Regions from separate parts of the Mus musculus genome. Here region 1 is linked to region 2. The links are chromatin loops, found by intact Hi-C in ENCODE. Cell type or tissue: left cerebral cortex. All regions are shown on one strand. Links, peaks and the distances in the headings refer to the core of each region. The heading gives the core; the rest is flanking DNA.

Region 1 (2,926 bases), core at 238-2,737, 1.2 Mb after region 2:
TCTCCCACACACCCAAAAGTAACATATTCAAAATAAAATAATTTGAGTAGCCAAAAACATAAGTATGAATGTTTTAATAAAAAGCAAAGCATTAAATGAGCTGGTTAGGATTACAAAGTCTTCCTAGACCCCTTACAACATGAAGGATCGCTGTGATTAATATCTGCAAAATCAAGAATCATACCACTTCAGCTCTTCCAGGAGTTATGCAAAAACGGATACTTTAGTCAATCTACTGTAAGCATGACACTAGAGCTGCTCCTAAAGAACTGAACTGTTGCTGAGTCTTGGCATGGGAGAGGCCATATTTTATGAAGCACGCATACTCCAGAAGCAGGAAAAGCTGCTTTTGATTCACAGCTATGCCTACTAACCCGATTTTAGTCATTTAAATGATTTGGAAAAAGAGTGCATTCGTTACTTATCCTATCGATGTAATAAATGCCCTGACAAAAACAAGTTAAGGGAGAAAGGGGCTATCTTGGGCTCACAGCCCAAGGGCACAGCCCACCCTAGCAGTGAAATCCTAGCACAGGGGCTGGAGGCATTGACTCTGCAGTCAGGACCCAAGCCCAAGGAATGGCGCCGCCCACCTTTAGGATTTGTCTTCCTACCACAATGAGCTTAATCTAGATGCTTCCTCTGCAGCAGTACCAAGGCTATCCTCATCTAGATAATCTCTCACAAGTGTGATCAGAGACTTTGTATCATAGTCAAGTCCAGAGCCTGTTAATAGGTTAATATTGACAATCAATATTAAGCATCACAGACAGTTAACACAAGCCAGGAAAATCAAGAAATACTAAGCTCAATTTGATTTAATAACTCTGAGGTGTTGTTGGGTTTTGGGGGTTTGTACCATATGCATACAGGTGCCCAAGAAGGCCAAAAGGGGTGTCAAATCCACTGGAATTACAAACAGTTTGTAAGATGCTAGCTGATATAGGTGCTGGGAACAGAACCCAGGTCAAAAGCAACAATGTTCTTAAGTGCTGAGTCAACTCTCCAGCCCTCTTTTATTTTAAATGGATTAATTTCTTCTCTATGTGCTTCTGTCTGTAGAGAGGGGAGTTGCAAAACCCACCCTGGACTTGCCAGGCCACATCTTTGAGATTCTAATTTCACCTTCTTCTGAGAACCTTGAATTTCTAGGTTTACTGATTTGTCATCCAGATTAATTTACTAGTATGGGACTTCATATTTGTGTTTTGTTAGTAAACAAAAATTTATTTCAAGTAATATAATGTCACAGAGAGATAGACACTGTCAAAAAAATCAAAGGGTTGGAAAATAGTACTGAATGGAGCTGGAGAAACGGCCCAAGAGCTAGGAGCTTTGCAGCTCCTCCAGATGGCCCTGGTTTGATACTCAACACCTGCTTGGAGGCTCACACCGGGCTGTAACGCCAATATCACGGTATCTGGTGCCCTCTTCTGGCCATTATAAGTACTGCATGCATGCGGTGCACTGACATACAAGGGAGCCAAACATCCATGCGATGCAAAAATGAAATGAAAATAAATAAGGCTAAGAATATTTCTTAAACAAGAGAAATATATTTAGCATAATCATAAATTCAACAGAATGTTTTAATATCAAATTGGAGACAGAATACCCGCCCGTTTGTAATCCAGCACACGTGAGACAGGCAGAAGGATCACTGCAAGCTTGCTACAAGGTAGCACTGTCTCAGACACAAAAAAAGTAACATCGAGATGGAAATAAAATCAGTTCCTCACTGTCTCTCATTTTTGGCAGTTTCCCCAATGTTTGCTCCCACCATGAAGTGCTGCCTGCCCCAAAATGAGGAGCCTACCTACCCATCATAGCCTGAAACCTCCAAATGAGTGACTCAAAACAAGCTTGCTATCTTTGTAACTTACTCTCCCTGGTACTTATTGTAGGGATAGGAAGCTGGGTAAACACCAATTCCTGCTTTCACACGGGAAACATAGACACATGGGCGAACAGTCACAATTCCCAGTGTAGAAATTGTCTATGCGTTTCACGGACTATAGAGGAGAACCCACATTCTCTTACACGCTGGTCCTCATTTGTGCCTGTTACTTGGATCTATCTTTGTCATCCCCAGCACTCTGGAAAATTACATAGCGCTCTTAGGAAATCAGGAAACTATTCTGAGCCTGTGGTTTTCTATAGCTCACCATGGAACCGTGAAGGGCAGCTGCCAGCTTGACTCATACATACCACCCAAAATGTACTCCCAGACACTCCTCCAGACTCTCTGTTTCACGGTAGCCCCCACCTAGCCTTGTTTCACTTTCTGCAACCCACCCTCAAAGTCACTGCTGCCTCGGAAGCTGTCCGGTGATCTTTCGTGGTAATCTCCAGCAGCCAATTGGGTTTGGCAGTCTCTGTGCTCACCCTCTTCCGACCCACTCCCGAGTCTCCTCCAAGATGCCCCGTTTGTAGATCCCAATCTAAACGAATCATATCAGCTTACTACCTTGTTTCCAACTGGGGTTAGTCAAAGCAGAGCAGAGTCCTTTCATGCAAAGAGAGAGCTTTTCATTGAGGAAAAAATATAGAACGAAATCCTGTCATTTTTCTGTCTATGCCCTGGATGAGTCTAAAGGACATTAAGTGAAATAAACAGGTGCAGAAAAATAGTTGCCATACTGATATACGCAAAGGGAGATAGTTCATCTCAGAGGATGGTGGCTACAGAGACTGGGGAGGAAAGGGCAGGGCGAGGTGGAGAGGGATGGTTAACAGGTACGGGGTTGGAGAAGCTACTAATGTGTGGCAACACAGCAGGGTAACTCTAGTTAATAATTACTAGCTAAGATTTTTAAATAACAGGTGTTTGAGGTAAGGATTTGTCAGTTTCCCTGATATGATCCTTATGCATCATAAGCATGCATTGAAATATCACACTATACCTCAAATGCATGTACAGTTACTG
Region 2 (2,926 bases), core at 224-2,723:
GTGGGTAGCCCCATCCCTCCACCAGGAGCCGTGCCTATTTATCGGAGGTGGTCTCTACAGGTTTTTTTCTCCCCTTTGCCTCTCATTTCTGTTAAAGTCAACCCGGTTGGGTCTTGGGAGCCCCTTGCTTCCCTGGCGTCTGGTACTCTCCAGTGGCTACCCTAAGTTCCTCATCCCCTACCGCTACATATTTTTATTAGATTCTCTGACCTTCTGTATCTCTCTCCTGTCGCCTCCATTACCTGATATTGCTCCCTTATTTCTTCTCCCTTCTCTCTCCCTTCGAGGTCTCACCCCTCCCTTCACCTCCCAAGATCATCCTGTTCCCCCCTCAATGCAGGACTGAAGTATCCACACCCTGGTTTTCCTCCTTATATGATCATCTGAATTTGGGTGGAATTTTTGGTTTACAATTAATGACTTCAAAAGGGTAGCCTTTGCTTCACTCTTGGTCAAATATCCAATGCACTGTTTTACCTGGAAAGCTTGGGACACTGTAGTTTCAATTCTGCAAGTCTAGAGTTGGAGTCAAGGGTTCTTTTCTGTTGCATTTGTCTTCCAGATAAAGTCAGTCTCATGATTCTGTAGAAGTGTATTTTGACTAGCAAGACTTTATAAGACTGTCCCCTTCTGATTTCTTCTTGTGTCATTTTCCTTCTGTCCCAAGGGTTGTGACATTAAGATTGGTAGTTATGTGTTCTGCCACATTTCTTGTACTTCCCCACATCATACACAGGAGTATTGGAGCATTCTTTTTGAAAGAAAAGTCCACTTTCCTCAATTACCCGATATACTTGTGGGTGGCTCATAGTAGGAATTTAATGTCATGATTTAATGTCTCCGTTTTATAATTTGGTGGTGAATATGGAGATTTGTCCTAAATTCTGCTACATAATGTATTCATGGAACACTGTGTAGGTGTCTATGTAGGTGTATGTGCATATGTGTGTATACGAGTATGCATACAATTCTCTGAAAGGTCAAGTGACTTGGTACATAACAGTGCAAAGATTAGCCAAGACTTTAAAACGAAGTGACTCCTCTCGTTTTCCTATGACATTCAATATAGTAGCACAGAAAACTGATACGGGGTTGAAGGAGGCAGTTGCATAATTGAATTGCTTAATTTAGAAAGAACCTGACATTTTCCCTAAGGCGTAGGAAACAAACAGCAGCAAGTCACACCAGTTGGCATCAGACCAGCAATTTGGGAAACAATATGACATTCCAGAAAGTAGTCATTATAAAACTTCTATACAATACTCAAAAATAGCCGAACTGCAGCATATGCCATCTAAGGGAAGTCCTTTTCCTTCACAGTATATGTTTAATTAATGTTAACACTTGGGAAGTTTGAAAATGCTAAACTTTTTAAAAGGCATATGCGTGTACCCAGTAAACTTAGGCATTCAGATCTGTTTCATCTACAGGCATCAGTGAGTGGGAATGAGCAGAATTTATTTAGCATTCTTTACTAGAGTTTTATTATATATATGTCATCTGGATGGGAGTTGCATTTCATATGGTTTTCATGAGTTCAAATCTCATCTTTATCATATCATAGGCTCACTGACTATAGGCAACCGCAACTCCTTTGCAGAAAGTATTTTTAAAACATAGCATATTGCAAGACACCTTTAACAATAAAGTGTAGGCTAAAACTGAGACATTTTATCAATACATAATATGCATGAGATGTTATATGAAAAATTATAAGAAAATTATAGCAAAAATACCACACAAGGAAACTTTTTTGCTGACATATACATCCTGGTTGTTACTAGATTCTGCTTCTTGCTTTACTTTTTATAGATAAGGTGACAATGAGAAATCATTGCAGAATTAATGCTGTTTTACTGTCTTTACCCAACTATTTCACTCATTTTTCTTAATATATTTATTTTAATATTTCTATTACATGCCAACTTTACTTCAATCAGGACCACCCAAAATATTCATGATCTGTGAAAAACTCAAAAGCCACAATCTGTGAATTCTCTTTGCATGTGAGACACAAAGTTACTGGATAAGTGTGACTACAATCCCTTGCCAAAAAAAGCCTCTCATTATATCAGATAGAAACCATAACTGGACACCATGTAGAGATCCACACATTGGGAGTAGCTAAGCTCTAACAGATACATCAGTATCACAGCTCCTGCATCTATGGCTCAGGAGACATTGCCTATAAGGGACAGAAGTGTTCTAAGAACCAAATCTAAGGTAGTGTGCAGTAAACAGTTTTTCCTAGGAATGGCTACATGAACAATATCAATACACATGCTAGTGTGGATGAGTGTGCATTTTACTGCATCCCATTACTAGACATTGAATTATAAAAAAACTAATAACTACTGGGAGAAGAATTAACCTCTCCTAGCGATGAGCCCCATTATTGGTTGTTTGAATGCAGACTAGTCTGCCTGAAACCATATACACACACAAATAACAAAAATGAAAGTATATATATAAAACAAAAGTATGTGTGTATGTAATAATACTAATCAAAAGGAAAAATGATCATTATCTTGAGATTGGGAGGGACAGTTGAGACCTTTAGGGGAAGGTGACTGGAACTGGGGAGAGGTATTATAATTCTATTTCAATAAAAACATATTTTTAAAAATCCAAGAAACTTTTGACTTATAATAAGGCAGTGGATACTATTATATTTTTTATTATTATTATTTATTATTATTATTATTATTATTATTATTATTAGTAGTAGTAGTAGTAGTAGTAGTAGTAGTAGTAGTAGTAGTTCCCTTTTAAAGATAAGCTATGAGGTCTGCTTTTTTTCCCCCTTTTTTTAAATCTCAGCAAAGATCATTTAAGCCCCAGGGACGTCTGTTTTGGGATTCAGCAAATAATCTCAGTATATCCTCTTCCCAGGTGATGCCTTTGTTCTTCTTGGCATCTGTGTAGG

What was found. Hi-C counts contacts between places; a loop is a spot of excess contacts. Peaks named below come from ENCODE experiments on the same cell type or tissue, not always from the same donor. Only the 100,000 strongest peaks of a DNase experiment are listed, where the experiment ranks them.
Region 1: it touches region 2 in a loop (29-fold over the local background); 3 of 42 quality-filtered maps call a loop at or near these places.

The regions. Positions count from the first base shown.
Region 1 is chr8:96,151,557-96,154,482 of GRCm38, reverse strand. No RefSeq gene overlaps it. Among named protein-coding and RNA genes, the nearest start is that of Gm31892, 150 kb to the right of the region's middle. In left cerebral cortex, for the core only: a CTCF peak has its summit at 1,440 (motif pointing left); DNase peaks (open chromatin) are centred at 1,460, 1,806 and 2,181; H3K4me3 peaks cover 921 bases; H3K27ac peaks cover 1,082 bases.
Region 2 is chr8:97,344,818-97,347,743 of GRCm38, reverse strand. No RefSeq gene overlaps it. Among named protein-coding and RNA genes, the nearest start is that of Gm25160, 120 kb to the right of the region's middle. In left cerebral cortex, for the core only: no CTCF peak of the experiment used is centred there; DNase peaks (open chromatin) are centred at 980 and 1,167.